Regions from separate parts of the Homo sapiens genome. Here region 2 is linked to region 1. The links are chromatin loops, found by intact Hi-C in ENCODE. Cell type or tissue: GM12878. All regions are shown on one strand.

Region 1 (8,000 bases):
GACCCTCCCAAGTATAACTACCTGTTTAGTTTGAAGGCACTGAGTGCGATGGCGAAACACAAACATCGACCAGTAACTAAGAGAAGGAAAACCCAGCCGCGAGCTTGGGTTGGATACAGGATAAATCCTCATCACGCATCCCTGGTTTTATTCAGCCTAATTGCACTAGTAATCCTGCCCCCCGCGAGAAAGCCTGAAATCCTGCAGTCGAGGTGCGACTTTTCCTGGGGAGCCCCGCCAATGGGGGGTGGGTTGTCAGTGGAGGGGAGGTGGGTTTTAAATGTCACTTCCAAATGAAAATCTTTCTTTCTTTTCTTTTTCTCTTTTTCTTTTTTGATCCAGTTTTCGAAAAGAGCATTTTTGCGAGATAAGAAGTGACCGATCAAAATCGCTAAGGGGAGGTTGTAAGCAGCCGCTTTGCCCCAGCTTAGCGTTATCTTATCTCTCACACTTGCATGGCGGAAAAAAAAATTGGCTTATCTTTATCCCCACCCCCTTCTCGCCTTAATTGCTAAAAAACACTAGTGTGTTAAACCGGGAGGAAGGAGGTCTCTGGAGTGTCAGTGGAAAAGGAAGATTCAAAAATGTGGGCTCCCGGGGGAAGCAAGGGTGGCAGAATTTATTCTTTCCCCCAGGCCTTTCTGGTACAACACAGGGTGTAGTCCAGGGTGGAAGGCTGGGTGGCTCTTTTTTTAAATTATTATTTTAAGAACAAAATCTGGGCTTGGCCTTGGGTCGTGTGGCTTCCCCAGGCCTCGCTTTCTGAACTTCTCCCCTCCTTCATCTCTCAAAAGCTGCTGGTGGGTCTGGGTTGAGGCCTCTCACTCTGCCTTCATCCTCCCTCCTCTAGACACATCCTCCTTTTGGGGAGGGGGGGATGCAAGGCTAGGACACATAGCCTGCTGGAAATCATTAAAATATATGCGAGTGTCTGCAAACACACACTTTTAAATCATGGCGTTTCCCCTCCACGCTGGTCTATTTAAACTCCAGAGCGAGCTGGATCTCCTCCCTCTCAGTCGTTTGTCTGTGTCACCGACAGGCCGCTAATGGCCGGGCTTCCAGGCGCTGTGCATTATGCATTAGCCTCCTCCCTCCGCCGCACACAGAAGGTTCTGTCAGGCCGCACCACACAAACCACCCTGAGCCCCCCCACCCCACCCCCCGCACTCAGGGCCGGGGGCTGCGCGGCTGCTAACGCGCTGGGAACGCAGGTATGGAGAGGAGGATGAGCACCGAGAGCAGAGTGGTTCGGAAGGTGGAATGGGAGCGGGTGAAATGTGCCGAAGATTACACCGTTTGGAATGCCCAGTCCGTTGTGAGCCCCAAAGCTTTGCTCCTGGCTGCGACCTTCTCGAGGCAACCATCCCGCGCCACTCACCTCTGTGACCGACTTTGTTGGGGGCGGGAGGGCAGAGGTATTTAGAGACAGATCAGCACCGCTTTCCCTTCTGCTGGTCCGTACCCACCTTCCTGCTGCAGGCGAGGGGCTGGCAGAGCCTTCTCTACCCCTCCAGTTCGGGAGTGGTACCGCGAAGGGGTTCGGGGTGGTGCGTCTTCGCAGGGACCCGGTGGGAGTGGAGGAGGGAAGCTGGATACAAAATGGCTGGGGCCGGAGGCCGGCACACTGGGTCCGAAGGCGAGTAGTTGGTGGTTCCCCGCCCCCTCTCCCGGCGGTTCCCACTCACTGCCCCCAGCCGGGTAAAATATGCGCAGAAGGCGCCTTGCTAAATAAGCAGCCGAGGCGGGACGTGGCGTCCGGGTTTATCTGCAGGAGCACCCGGCCCAGCGCGGCGGCGTCGAGGGCTCTTAAGCCCTTGCCGAGCGCAAGAGGCGGCCAGCCTCCCAGAAGCCTCCTGTATTATGCCCATTTGGTCGACACCCAACCACCCTGCGGGCCCCCGTAGTGTAGATGCCAGTTCACCCACACGTGCCTGTGTTCGGGGAGCTCAGGGCCTGACCCAAATCGAGCCCAGACCAGAAATTCCAAGATGGTTGCTAGGAACCACGGAGAGGCTGCCCTTAGGGCCTTCCTTCCCCAAACACCCAATAACCCTCCAAAGGCTAGGAAGAAGAAAGAACAGTCATGTTCAGCCTGGCGACCCTTAAGTCCAGCAGTCTTCTGCCCTGGGAGGCAGCTACCTTTAGATGTTTCCAGATGAGTGAAATCCTGGGAGGAGGATGCGCCTCCTGTTTGTTACCTCGTTTGAGTTTCAGAGGGGAAGCCAGCTGTGCCTTGTGCTTGGAGGATGGGGCAGCGGATGTTTTTTAAAGTGCCATTGGATAAGCCCAGAGTTCTTGTACAAAGTGACCAGAAGACTATAAGTGTGGGTGTGTTTTTAAAGAAAGGCTACCTCACATTATGTAAAAATACATTATCTGTACTCATCCGAGTCCCACCTGTTCCAGTACCAAGTGTCATCGCCCTGAGAACAGCCTCCGAGGAGGACCATCGGAAGCCTACACATACGTTATAAGCTTTATGATGTGGATCCTAGTATACGTTATAAATAAATCTTGCACACAAGGTTAGAAGGCCAGGGTCCCCCCAAACACAGGATGCCTGGCCTTTCCCCTAGGCCAGGGTGGAGCTGGAGGTGTGTGGGAGAGGCCCTAGCGGGTCTTGCAGAGTCAACCTGCCTTGAGAAGGGCAGCCAGGCTCAAGGCCTGCTCCTAGAAGGGCCAGCTCGATTGCCCAGTTGCAGGGCCTGGTTAGCCTGAGGTCGAGTGGTTTGTTATAATCAGGAGACACTTCCATGGGAAGGGAGATTGGTGGCGGAGGGGCAGCCCCCGCTGCTCCATCCGCAGCACCTCTCATTTCGGCACCTATTTCTTTATTTCTCCGTGGGCTGCACGGCCTCCCCTCCCATGCACTCCTTTGCTCACTCTCTCCTCCTCCTCTGTTTTCATTGAAATCCTCCCCTTGCTGAGTGCTGGGTATAGCAGCCTGACCCCCGGGTCAGCTCCCGAAGGGCTTGTGGGAGGGCAGGAGAGGAGGGGGCAGGAGAAGGGCCAAACCGCCGGCACCCATTGCAGGCCCCGCGGCATCCCCAGCTCCCTGAGCCCCTTCTTAAGTGAGGACACAAGATGGGATTGCCCTTCGACAGCTTTCTGCTTGTTTTCCCCAGAACAATTGGAACTAACCGGGCCAATAGGTGTAATCTCCCCTCCCCCCCTCTGCCTTATAGCGCCTCGGGAAAATCCCACATTTTAATTCCCAGTGAGTCACGAATCCCCCCCACCACTCATGCCTCTTAGGACTCCCTTAATAAGATATTTTTGAAATCCCACGGAGTTGAAAAATGTATCCCTAGGAGATGGAGGAGAAACCCTTTAATCCTACCAGCCTACCGTGGAGGCAAGATCCCTAGAAAAGGTGGGGGAGGATGTTGCAAATTACGTCAAAGGCGAATTTACTGGCCTGTTTGTCTCCAGCATCAAATTTCTCCCCCAGTCAGCCCTCCCCTCGGCCCCTTCGCATTTACAGCACCCCCACCACCCCTGTTCATTTTAACTCTAGGACTTTTTTTTTTCTTTTTCTTTTCTTTTTTTTTTTTTGAGACGGAGTTTCGCTCTTGTTGCCCAGGCTGGAGTGCAACGGCGCGATCTCGGCTCACCGCAACCTCCGCCTCCCGGGTTCAAGCGATTCTCCTGGCTCAGCCTCCCGAATTCTAGGACTTTTAAAGTTAGACAAACAGGCCTCTTTGTCAGCAGCCCCGGGAGGCCGTAAGACTCTGAGAGGCTGCAGGCCCCGAGCTCGGTTCCTGGATTTTCTAAAAGTTCTGGACGTTTACATGCGACTTCGAACTCCGAGAAAAGCCTGTGCCTGGGGGCAGAGTTGGGGAGACGAGGGGAGGGGATAGAAGGTGGCTGGGCGCCGGGCCAGGGCCTCTGCGGTTCGGCCTAACCGAGCCGGAAGAGCCTGGCACGGCTCCACACTGGCCCAGGCCAGTTCTCCCGTCCAGCCTGCAGCAGCAGAGCGGCCTCCTCGCCTGGAACCACGTTCAGAGTTTCCCCACAAATACCCAGCTTCAGCCTTCCCGGTTATTTTTGACTTGTTTTGAATAAAAGGAGTCGCTTCAAAAAGAAATGTTGCCACAACACACAACCAGAGGCCTTTTCTCCAGCTGTGTCTGTAACTCGCATGCGTTCAATCTAATAACTTTTAATGTCTGGTCCTAAAATGTCTTTATAAAAAATAGTTTTACAGCATAATAGTCCAGGTGTCTTTCTGCTTGTTACCGGAGATTAAAAAAATGTGTGGGTTGGCTTGCAGAGATATCCACCCCCAGAAAGACCAGGAAGAAAAAAGCGTGCATTCCATTCTGCAGGCGCTGGTCCTGGAAGCGTTCGCGGCCCAGCCTGGCTGGGCACTGCTCGCGGGGGCACTTGCTCGCCTGTCTTTTGCATCAGTTGTTATAAGCAGCTCTGGAGCATGAAGATTTAATTCTGCCGAAGTTTCGGGTTTCAAACGGTAGAGATGTTTCACTTCTGCTTTGAGAAGGGCTGTTTTTATAACTATGTGCTGAGAACTAAAACAGAATGAATAAAATCGCACCTAATACCAGTCCCACAGTCAGTAGTGAGTCTAATTTTTAAAAGGGAAAATATCTGCTAGCTAGAGCTGATTTTGGCCTTGACCTTGACTTAGTAATCAACTTGAGATGCTTTTGATTATTTTTGGCATGGGGACACTCCAGGATATTTTAAAAACTTTCCGTGTGGATTTACAAGCCACCTCCATTTCAGATTTATGTTTCATGGAGCCTGCACCATCTTGTCCTTAGGCAGAAAGAGACACCCCACCCCCTTCCCAGTATAAAAAGACCCTAGTGGGCAGCCGAATGGGGTCACCATTGGCCGCGAAGTCCGGGCCCGCAGTCTGGGCGCGGTTAGTCCGGAATACCCCCTCCCCCACTCCTACCCCTTCCCGCCAGCTTCACCAACTAGGGCTTCTCGGCTCGCCCTTGAGGCTTTGCGCTCCGGGGAGGCCGGAACCTCGCTTCTCCGCTTCCCCCTCCCTCCCGCCTGCCCCCGCCCTCCCCCCGCGCCCAGAGCCGCGCCGGGTGCGCTGGAGAAGCTCAATACGTGTCAATTGAATTGAACTGCTGCGGGCGCAGGCTGTACGCCGCCGCCAAGCACCGATCAGCACGACGTTACCGAGTGGAAATTTATGGGGCGAACGGTGTAAGCCAAAAGTTGCTCCCTGTCAAGGAAAATAAAACGCGGGAGATAATCTCCCAACGCCGGGGCGAGGGGCCTGGGCAGCCCCTCCAACCATCAGAGGTACAGACCGTGAAAATGCTCGAGAACCGGGAGAAATACAGGCGGATCTCCGCTCGCCGACCGCCCCCCACACGCCTCCCGGTGCCTCCACGGGCTGCTCCCCCCTTCCCCCACCTCCAAACAATTCCCACACAATTGAAACGTCCGGGGAACTCGGGCGCGGAGTTCAGGCGGAACGGCCACCGTTGCCTGGGGTGGTGTTTTCAGGTAGCTTTTAACACCGAAATGGGAAAGGGCTCCTCTGGGAGGAAGGGGCAAACTGGGGTGGGGGTGAGCACGGGAGCACACAGGCCACGCTCCGCTGGGTCTCGGAGGGGACGAGGCCGGGAGAGCGCAGCGCTGGTGGCAAGAGGCGGCGGCAGCGGCTGCTGCCGCTGGGGTTTGACAGCTTTGGCTGAGCGGAGTGCGAGGCGCTTTATGGTAATTGCGGTCCTCCACTGGCCTTCTGGGTAGCGAGGGGAGTCTCGGCGCGCGGCTGGGAGAGCCGCCCCCGCCGCCCCCATCCCTTCGGCTCTGGCTCTGCCGGCAGCCCTCGCCGCCGCCGCCGCCCAAGTCGGTCTCCGGCTCGCCCAGGACGTGCGCCCGGGTCGGGCGTGCGCAGCCAACTCGGCCCGAGCTGGGGAGGGGAGGCCGGGGGACGAGGAGGGGGGGCGCCACCCAAGTGGTCCGGGGTTCGGATCCAGAGAGGCCAAAACGTGCCGGGCCGTGCATCGATGACGGCCGGGGAAACTCGGGCAAACCTTTCCTGGGGAATCACCCCTCCCGAAACCCCGCCGCGGAGGCGCCGCAGCGGAGGGTGAGCGGAGACTGGCGGAGCTCAAACTTGCGAGAGCTGGAGGCGGCGGCGGGCGGGCGGCTGTCGCCCGAGCGCTGCGCCTGCGGGGGGAGGGGAGGCGGCTGTTGGGAGGGAGGGAGGTAGGGCGGGCGGGAGGGAGGACGGGCGGAGGGAGGGGGAGGAGGAAGAGGAGGGAACCAGGGAGGGGGGACGCGTTGGGATCGCGGCGTGCGGCGGCAGACGGAGCCTGGGCTCCCAGCGGCAAGGTGAGGCAGAGCTGCGCTCCTCGCTGAACGCGGGCCGAGCTCGGCGGCTGCGGGGGAGACGCGCAGGAGCCCAGACCGCGACCGAGAGCGGGAGCTAGGCGGGCGGCGGCGGCGGAGGGGGAGCCCGCGAGCCGCCGGGCGGAGAGCCCAAGCCGCGCTGTCGCCGCGCAGGGACGACTTGGCCAACACTCACACACACTCACACACACCCAGCCCGAGCGGGCGCTCGCGGCGAACCGTCAACATGGCGCTGGGGCTCCTGCCCGAGCGCGGGCGGCGGCGGCAGCGCGGGAGCTGCTGAGCTCGGCCAAGCCCAGTCCAGCTGCGGGAGCCCGGAGGATCGCACGGGGCTGTCGCCACCTGCCCGGAGGCCCCGAGCCCGCCCCGCCCCGCCCCCACCCGGCCCAGAGCCCACCCCTCGGCGGGGCCGACCCCGAGGGCAGCCGGCTGCCAGCAGACGGCGAGGGAGTCGAGTGAGCGCGGCGCCGCGAGCGGGCTGCGGGCAGCCGGGGACCGCAAACTTTGCTGCTCGCCGCGCTTCTCCGGCCCGGCTCCTTCTCCGCTCGTTAACGTCGCCAACCCCCCCCACCCCTCATATCTCTCTCCACCCACCCAACCGCCCCCCGCTCCTTCTCGCCGCCTCGAGTCCGCTTGGGGGAAAACTTCAAAGAGCCGGATCGCAGGCTCCCTGCCTACTCCCCCACCGGGGATTTCAGGTCAGTGCCCGGAACACCTTTCCCCCGGGAGACCGCGGACGGGTGGGCGGGCGGGCGCGCTGAGGGCTGCAGTCGGCCCCCTCTCCCGGGGCCCCCTCCCGCAGCGTACCCCGCGAAGCTTTTGCCTCGCGCTTCCCTTTGGCTGCTTGGCTCGCTTTCGTTTTTATTTCATAGCTATGTTATTTAAAATGCAGCCAACCTAAGCGGCCCCGCGTGGGCACCAGGGAGGGAGGGGGCGCGGCTGGGGGCCTGGCGCCTCCCGGTGGGCCAGGAGGAGAGCAGGGAGTTCGCAGAGTGGAAGTTTGCAGCCTGTGTGTGTCTGTGCGCGGGAGCGCGGTCGCCGCTGAGCGCCGCGAGTCGGGCGGAGGGGGGGGAGGTGGGCTGGAAGCTGGGAAGCTGGGTTCGGCGTTAGCTCGCGAGCAGGAAGGGGAGGGCAGCGGGTTGCCGTCTGCTTTCTTTTTCGACTCGGGAAAGAACTGTAAAAACCCCCAGCCGCCGCCACCGCCGCCTCGTCTCGCCTCTCCGGGGGCCGGTCGTTCCTCCAAGTGGAACGTCGGCGTGTGCGTGCGCGAGGGTGTGTGGCGAGTGCCTCGGGCCGAGCCGAGCTCGACCTGCCGCCGCTGCCGCGCAACTCGGGAGGGGAGTCCCGTTTTTTCTTGGCTTGCCCCAAAGCACGAATCACGTGGATTAAAAAAAAAAACTACTAAGAAATCGAGCAGAGCAAGGGGTTCCGACTTGGCCCGCCCGCCAGCCAGGTCAGACGCTTTGTTTTGTAAATGTTCTTTTAAGATTATAATCTGCGATCCCCCTCCCGCTTTCCCCCTCCTCTCCCTCCCCGATGTTCAGCGTAGGTTTTAAGTTATGAGCCCCCAGGGGTGGGTGTAGAATGTGCTTGTGCGGGGGCAGCGTCGTGGAGGGAGGGCGGGGGCGGGCGAGACCTGGGCCCTCCGCTGGGCA
Region 2 (8,000 bases), 52 kb before region 1:
CCCCGGGGCGCCTAAGCCCTAGGATTTCCAAGTTGCAGGGGGAAAGGTGAACCTGACTCCCCTCCCGAAGGGCTGCGTGGGGGGCTCAGAAGACTCCTGTCAGGGGTTGGGGAGGCGCCTCGAAGCGGGGCCCAGAGTGAGGCTGCTGAAAGGGGGCCTGGGGGGTAGGCGGTGCGCCCTCGAGGCCACCTGGTCAGTAAAGGCGCTTCTGTGCTGTACAAGCAAGACAGCAGTTGTAGCACCCGACCCTCGGGCTCCAGTGGCCCACGGTGCAGGCGGGCAGGGGAAGAGTGGCTCTGCGCGCAGCCCCGGGTGCCCTAAGGTCACCTCCTCATCCCCTGCCGCTGCTGTGCCGCCCCAGCCCTACCCCCGCCCCGAAAAAACCCGGCCGCGCGGGCCAGAGCCTAAGCTGCACGGGCTCCTGACCCCGGCTCGCCAGGCTCAGCCCAGTCCGACCCCGCCTCGGCTTCACAAAGGCCACGTGCGGCCAGGGCCGACAAGGAACGACCACGACTCTCAGATCTTTAATTACGCTAGGAGTCCCTACCCTTCCCCCCAACCCATCGCCGGCTTCCAGCCCTTTAATCAATTTCACGATATTAAATATTAATTTCCTGCCAGCCACGGTTTCTCGGAGGAGGGGGAGGGGATGGGCAGGGCAGCTCCGAGGCTGGAATGGCTTTGCAGGGTGTGACCACGACAGCAGGGCGCGGAGGACGCGCGGATTCCTAAGTGAGCTGTGCCCAGAACTCGGAGCCACTGGGTTTTCGCTCTGTAGCTGGGGAACTTGGAGAGTTATGAGCGCCTGGGTGCAGGCCTCCAGGAGGGGCAGCGAGGTGCGCGGAGAGTCCGGGTGTGCTGGGCGACCGCCTCCTGCTCCGCGCGCCCCCCCTCCCCACCCCAGCCGCGAGTCAGCCTCACGCGGGCCCGCGGCGCGCTGCGATGATGGATCGCGCCTGGCGGGGGTGATTTGGTGTTGATCGCACATTATCACTGGCAGGTTGGACTGGTTGCTGATGGACGACTTCTAGCGGCGGCGGCAGCAGCGTCTTCAGACACCGCGCTGGGACTCGCTCGCTCGGCGAGGGTCTTTCCCCCCCCCACACCCCCTCCCTACTTCCAGGCGCCAGGAGGGCCTGAGAGTCCGAGTGGGGTCTCCTCGCGTCCAAGGCCGCCCGCTCCCGTCTGGGTCCGGGTGTGGGCTGTTGGCTGGGTGAGGAGAGGAGCCAGGACGCCTCTCCCACTTCCTCCCACTCCTCCTTCCCTTGCCGCCTGCTCCCCACCCCCTTCCTGCTTCCCCACCGAAACCCGGAGGCCCTGGGTCACTCCGCGGGTGATATCCACGCCGCCTGACCCTGGCCGCGGGGGTGCGGACTCCTCTGCTCCGCAGCCCCCGACCCTCTCCCCCGGTCGCAGCAGCCGCGGCACTGCGGTGCGCCCCTTCTCGCCTCTTTTTCTAAAGTGCCTGCAGATACAAAAGCGGTTTCGTAATGCCTTCCGTCTGCGAGAGCCGGAGGACCTTGGCTGACCTTTCGGAAACTGATTGCAACTGCCTGTTAACAGCCCGTACTGACCGCACTGAGCGGAGCGGAGGACAATCATTTAAGTGACAGACGGCGAGGTGGCCCCGGCTCAGTCGAGCGGCCTGGTTAAGCCCGCCCCGCCCCTCCCCCGACCCCCTCCCCTCCCGCAGCTACTCCCCCAGCCCCGGGCGCACTGCGGGCCGCGGCGGGCGCTCGGGCAGGCGGAGAGGACGCGCGCGCGCGTGCGTGTGTGTGTGTGCGCGCGTGTCCACGATTACCGGCCGACGGGTTAACCCTTTGCCGAGCAGCCGGTCCCTTTGAGGCCGGGTGCTGCCGGATTAATCTGCCATCTGCAAAAGAGGAATAACAGGGCCGTCTCCGCCGACTTTCCCTAATGGGTAAACTGTACCCTGTTAGCGTGACCCACGCTGCGTCCCTGCTGCTGCCAGGGAAAGATCCGGACCCTTGGCTCTTCTGCCGCGGCCCTGGGTCCCCTCCCTGCACTGCCCTTCCTCTGCACAGACACAGACACAAGGAACAGCACGAGGGGTCCAAAGGCTCCCAGGGGCTCGCGGTGCAGTGGACGTGGGTGTTCCCGGTGTTTTCTATTTTGGAAACTGGAGAAAGGTGGGGTGGGGGGGACGTAGAGAAAAGCCGAGGTGGGGGAGGGGAGGCTGGTGACAGGGCACCTCGGGCTTCGCTCGCTCCCTCTCTCGGGAGAGATCGCCAGCTGCTCTCCAACAGGCAGCGCCCTGAAATCTATTTAAAGAGAGGGAAAGGGGAGGAGAACAAAGGGGGAGGAGGGGGACGGCGAGCGGAGCCTGGGCGAGAGCGAGCGAGCAGGGAGGATCCGCCGCTCCGCGGGCACATCAAGCGCTCACATCTGTACACTCCGCGATCGATGGGGAGAATGGATAATATTTGTCAGCTGCAGACCTTTCTCTTCCCGGTTCCTGGGGAGGGGAGGGGGCGAGGAGGGGGAGGGGCGGGCAGGCCAGGCGAGAGAGGCCGCCTCAAGGACAGCGCGCTTCCCGCTGCAGCCACACGGAAACCCAGAGCCATGAAAGCCGGGGGATTTTTCTCTTATTATCATTATTAATTATTTTTTATTATTCCAGAGCAGCCAGCGAACGCTCGGTGGCGCCCCTCCCCCGCCGCCTCCCTTTGTTGATTCTCAGCTGCTAGAGCGGCGGGCCCGAGCCGCCACCGCCGCAGAGCACGATCTGCTCTTGCGCCCTCGGTCGCAGCTGCGGCCCAGGAAGCCGGGGCTGCGTCCCCGCCCCCTGCCCCCCACGGCGCGGCAGCCCTCGCACCCCCTCCTCGCCTCCCGCCACGAGGCCAGCCCTGCCTCTCCACTGCCTCTCGCTGCGGCTCCGAGTCCCCAACGCAGAGCAGAGGCACTGGCTGCTGCGGCCCCGAGCCTCCGGCCGCGCGGGGGCCTTTGCCACCCCCTAACCCCCGCGGCTGCACTCTGATGCCGCCGTCCTCACACATGGTCTTCATTTTGCACACTAGCGGCGTGCTTCCTCTCAGCTCCTCTCCTCGGGGCTTTTCGGAGCGAGGAGGGAGGTTTAGAGGAAGTTAGAAACCCAGCGAGCCCAGGGGAAAGGGGGAAAACCCTCGCTCTTAGTCTCAGCTTCCGAGGCAGAGGGAGCGCCCCGCGGGGGGTGGGGCAGAGTCTGGGTGCCCTCCCCTTCCTTGGATGCAGGAAAGGTTAAGTGAGGGGTGGCGGTCGGAGGAGCGACAGATTTGCTTTTGCTCATCCACATGCCTGCTCAGACCGGCCTGGGTATCACTGACCCGGCACTCTCGGAACGGCAGAACCCGGATGGGAGCAGATCCGCCAAGCGGTCATCAAACAAGACCAAAGACATTTCAGCTGTCCCCCACCCTCGGGCCTTGGGCGAGGGTGGGGGTGCCCCCTGGGTCTTTGCTTCCTCGCGCACCCCAAGGTTGGAAGGCCAAAGCCGACGCCTCACAGACCGGGGGTCCGGGCCCCCTCTCTAGGGCGGAGGTGTGCAGAAAGCTCTAGTGCGAGTTTACTTGCGGCCTGGCTACCCCCTCCCCCCGCCGCTGTCCTGCGATTCCGGGCCAGCCTGCGGCGGCGTCCCCGACTGCTCCGCGGTCCTGGGCAGGGCAGGAAGCTGGCACGGCCGACGGCTGGGCAGGCGCCACTTGGCCGGGCAGGCTGCTCGCTGGAACTCGCGCGGCACCTTCGCGCCGAATCGGGTTCCTGGGTCTCCAGCCCGGTCACCCTGAGCGGTTTCACCCCCCACTTTGACCATCGGCCTCCCGCGGAAGTCTCCCTGTCTCCTCCCGCCCTCTCGGCTTTTCCCTTCCTCATTCTGTCTCGGGAGCTCCTTAATGCAGTCAACCGCCTTTCCCGAGATTCAAAAAGAAGTTTTGTGTTTCCCCGGGGGCAGCCGCCTAATGCTTCCCTTGTTTTCCGGAACAAAGCAGACATTCAGTGAGGAGGGGGCAGGCGCTGACTCCCTCCCCTCCCCGCAGCACCCCGCACTCCTGCAGATTCAGAACGCTGGCTCCGGGGCCCGGGTGGCCTGGGGGTGGGGTGGGGACCCCCTTCCCCTAGGCTTGGCCACAAAAGCCTCGCCCGGTAGCCGGAGAGAAAGCGGCGTGGTGTTTGGGTGAGGTTCCCAGCCCGGGCGGGGAGGGCGTGCACGCGGCTGTTTACAGTGTGCCTGTGCTGCTGGAAGCTCACCCGCCGCCGCTTGACAGCGTGGGGCACCCGCTGGCTGCCAGCTCAGAGGAGATGCGCAGCGGCGAGCCCTCCAGCACTCCACCCGAGGCCTCCGCAGCGCCAGGGCCAGGGCGCGCTGGGAAGCTCCAGGTCTCCAACCCCGAGTTCCTTCGGCCCACATACCCCTCCCCGTAACAATGGCCTAGATCCGGTAGTATATCAAAGGGACGGGGTGGGGAGGGGTGAAGAGCGCACAAGGGGCGCTCAGGGCTGTCGAAGCGCCTGGGTTCTGAGCATATCCCCGCCGCCGCCTGTCCCCTTGCAGGACTAAATTCCCCGGCCCGAGTGAGCGAAAGACAAATACTCTAGTGACTTGGAGGTGTTTCTCTCTCCGGATACCCCCCTGCAACCCCACCAACCCCTACCCACCGTGCCCAGTGAACTTCTCTCCACCCCACCCCGTGGGGACCGCTGCACTAGCTGTGCCCACGAGCGCCAGGCCTTCTCGTCGGCGCAGCGCTGCCTTAGATCCCGCTCCACCTCTTCCCCTCTCCTGGGCCTGTGGCCGGCCCCTGGCGCCTCCAGCGCGGCCTGAAACTTGATCTCACGTCGAAAGGACAGTGTGTAAACACCAGGCGCGCTCCGAGAACCCACGGGAGGGGCCGAGCGAGGGCCGCCGGGGCAGCTCGAGGCCCCGCGCCCCCGCCTGCCTGCTCGCCCGGGACACGATCGGCGGGGCCGCCGTCTCGCTCTCTGCCTCCCCAGTTGGCTCAGCTAATTGGAGCCGCCGCCGCCGCCACCGCTGCGGCCTCTTGTTGAATTTTCTAGATCGCAACCGTTCAGTCGTGGCTGCCTGTCGCTCCCCTCCCCCTTCCACAGCTGTTACCTCTGCCGGCAACTTGGTGGTGGTGGGGACCCGTCCCCCCGCTGACCCTGGCCTCAGGCTCCGAGTTCACCCCAGCAGTTCCAGGGGGTGTTTTTCTTCGAGACGTGGGAAGGGAGGTAAAGCCTTATCGGAACTGTGAGGCTTCGTGCCAGAATCCAAGGCTCGGGTACTAGCCAGAGGATCCTCCCGGCAGAAGGCCATGGTCCTCCCTGTCTTACACCAGGAGGTAGTGACAGTCCCGGAGGGAGGGGCTCCAGGAACAACTCTGCTGGCGACTTCTGTTCATTCCAGGAAAACATTACAGAAGGGTGAGGTGATGGGAGGCAGAAAGATCCCCCCTCCCTCCTGCTTGCCCCAATCCCTGTCAGCACTTGGGCATTTGGGACTTGGTGTGTAGGTTCCTTCTGCAGCAGAGCTCACCTGCGCCTTGGGCCTAATCCACCCACATGCCACAAGGATGCTTTTCCTCTTGGTTTGGAGTACCTGGTGGGTCCAGGGGGGAAGTGCCACCCTTAGTGGGTTCTGGAGGTACAACTCCCCCATGCTGGGTCAGTTCTATGCTTGTACCAGGAGGCCCTCCTGGGCCTTGGTCCTTCCCAGCCATCCCCAGCCTTAGCCTCCTTTCCCCTTGGCCAGCTGTCTCATGCCTTAACCACACATCTGTGCTAGCTGCAAAAGGTCCCGCCTGTATGGATCTGTAAGAGGCCCAGAGCTCGGCCCCATGGTTGAGGTGGGAAGATGTGAAGCAGTTTGCTAGTGCAGGAATCATGAAGATATTGTTGATGATGGCAGAGCAGTTCCTGGTCTCCAGCATTGCCTTAGAATGGCTTTTCCTCGTGGTAGAACTTTCGCTAGTGGGTTTCACAGGCTCAGGGCCCAATCTTGTGAAAGTAGCTACACTCCCCAGCCCGGAAACACATAAATACACATAGGCAAACTCCCAGGAGGCTGGGTGTAGGAACCACCACCGGGGGGATCTGCAGCAGCCAGAGAATGTCTGCTTTTCCTGTGATGGTTCTGAGAAGGGCGCCTGTTCCCTCCCTTTGATGGTTCTCTGACAACTGTTAGGTAACAAAGAGTGGAGGCCACAGGCTCATTAACTGTCATTTTCCACCTCTTTCCTCCGCTTCTAACTTTTACCCAAATTACTACTTTGGAGTTTTCCTGAGGTGTTCTCTCCATCTATTTATAACTAGAGCAAGATTTCCAACTCAATCCTTATTGATTTAAACTATGATAAAAATGAATCCATAAAATTATTATTATAATTTGGTGTCTAAGATGACATTTCACTAGGTCAAGTTCACACAGTTTTTGGCATCTAAAATCCCCCAGGCCTTTCCAATCAGATAACCTAAGTGTGTTTCCCACTGTCAGTTTCTCTTCCCTTTCCGTAGTGGAAAAAAACTGAATCCTCTCAAAGATGTTTATTCTCCTTCACTCCTACCCCATCAGTCTGTGAGAACCTTGTTTCTGTTTAGGGTAAGGTATATTTCTATGTTTTGATAAAGAAGAGAGTAATACATGTTCCTCTTCAGGCCTGAAAAGATAATTATGCATCCTGGGAGCTTGCTCTTCTCCTGGCTGTTTAACGGACAATCTGGATTCTGGCTCTGGAGCAGGAATGCTTCGATGTCCCAGTCTCCTTCTCGTCCCCTTTCCTCTGTCACCACTCAGCCATCACCAGGCCTTTAGGCGGGTCACACGGCCTGAGGATTTCTGTTCTGAAGGCTCAGAGTGCCTCAGAAGATTGCAGCTCAGAGCCTGGTATCATGCATTCACATTTCTTTTACTGTGCAAAGCATATTCGGAGCCATTGGGATTCCTGTTCCATCTCTCTGAAAGCTTATGCCAAGAGCTCCCCATGGGGCCTATGGTGATGGATGTCATGAGGCCCAGGAAGGAGCCATCATGGTGGGAAGAGTTGAGAGCCTGCATGTAAGACTCAGACTCGAACCAAACCTAAGTGCAAATAACAAGGAAAAAAAGCAACTCCGCGCACCTGGCTGGTACCCTGCTTGGAAACAAACCGTACCTCCCCACCCTCCCATCTCAAAGCTAGTAGAGCCTAGGGGCACACCATTCCTTTGGCTTCCCTTTAGCTTGACCTGGGAATGGCGCAGTTAAGCATATCAGGAAGCTGAGATGCATCCACTACTCCTCACTTCCCCTGGCGCTGGGCTCAGCTTGGCTGAACTTGCCGTTCCTGTCTTTTTAGAAGAGCTGGTTGTGTTCCCGAAGCAGGATCGCACTGTGCCGCCTCCCCAGGGGTCCCCAGCTATTGATTTTTAATATCCGTATTCAATATTGTGTATTAAACATTGAATCCATGCACAAGAGGATGTGATGCAAATCACCAGCCGTGCCTGAGACTTTAATAGTTGTTTTATTGCCCGGAAACCACAGTTGGACGCAAGGCATCCTGCAGCCGAGGCTGGGGGTGGGGATGACAGGCTGAGAAGAGAGCTGAGCGGAGCGGAGCAGAGCAGAGGATACGAGATCTCTGAAATCCGCACTACTGAAGGCACAGCCAGGCACTAACAGCTCCCCCCAGGCAGGCTGGTGGGGGGCCGGCTCCAGGCTGTTGTGGAAAGAGCAGGGGCTGTTGTGTGAGACCCGGGCAGAGGAAGAGGTGTGGGGCTGTGTTCTTCCTTCCTGGACTTCCCTAACTGGACTGTGCATTCCTGTCCGGCAGTCCTTCCCCTCCATGCAGATGCTCACCCAGAAACACATACACAACGATGGAACAGGAAAGTTAACTTTGGGGCAGGAAACCCCAGGCCTCGGGCCTCTTCCACCACTCTTCGCGCTGTGACCTTAGCACAGACCTCTCTCAACCCGCTGGGCCCCATTTCCCTCCTTTGCCAATGGGGGTGATGCTATCTGTCCTACT

Evidence for each region. A loop is a pair of places that touch in the nucleus more often than their neighbours do. Peaks named below come from ENCODE experiments on the same cell type or tissue, not always from the same donor. Only the 100,000 strongest peaks of a DNase experiment are listed, where the experiment ranks them.
Region 2: a loop joins it to region 1, with 5 times the contacts of the local background. A loop is called at or near these places in 93 of 110 quality-filtered maps.

What each region holds. Positions count from the first base shown.
Region 1 is chrX:40,096,258-40,104,257 of GRCh38, reverse strand. It overlaps BCOR (BCL6 corepressor), which reads left to right and starts at 6,300. Exons shown (of 15, transcript NM_001123385.2): 1 at 6,300-7,043. It overlaps LOC107985687 (translation initiation factor IF-2-like), which reads left to right. Exons shown (of 1, transcript NR_171574.1): 1 at 1-2,522. RefSeq lists enhancers at 1,129-1,719, 3,390-3,910 and silencers at 4,997-5,106, 5,807-5,976, 6,107-6,226, 6,247-6,476, 6,537-6,586 and 1 more. In GM12878, no CTCF peak of the experiment used is centred here; a DNase peak (open chromatin) is centred at 4,557; H3K4me3 peaks cover 1,886 bases; H3K27ac peaks cover 2,602 bases.
Region 2 is chrX:40,148,747-40,156,746 of GRCh38, reverse strand. It overlaps a transcript of BCOR not described here. Among named protein-coding and RNA genes, the nearest start is that of BCOR, 55 kb to the right of the region's middle. RefSeq lists enhancers at 1-133, 7,682-8,000 and a silencer at 2,912-2,961. In GM12878, no CTCF peak of the experiment used is centred here; no DNase peak of the experiment used is centred here; H3K4me3 peaks cover 2,120 bases.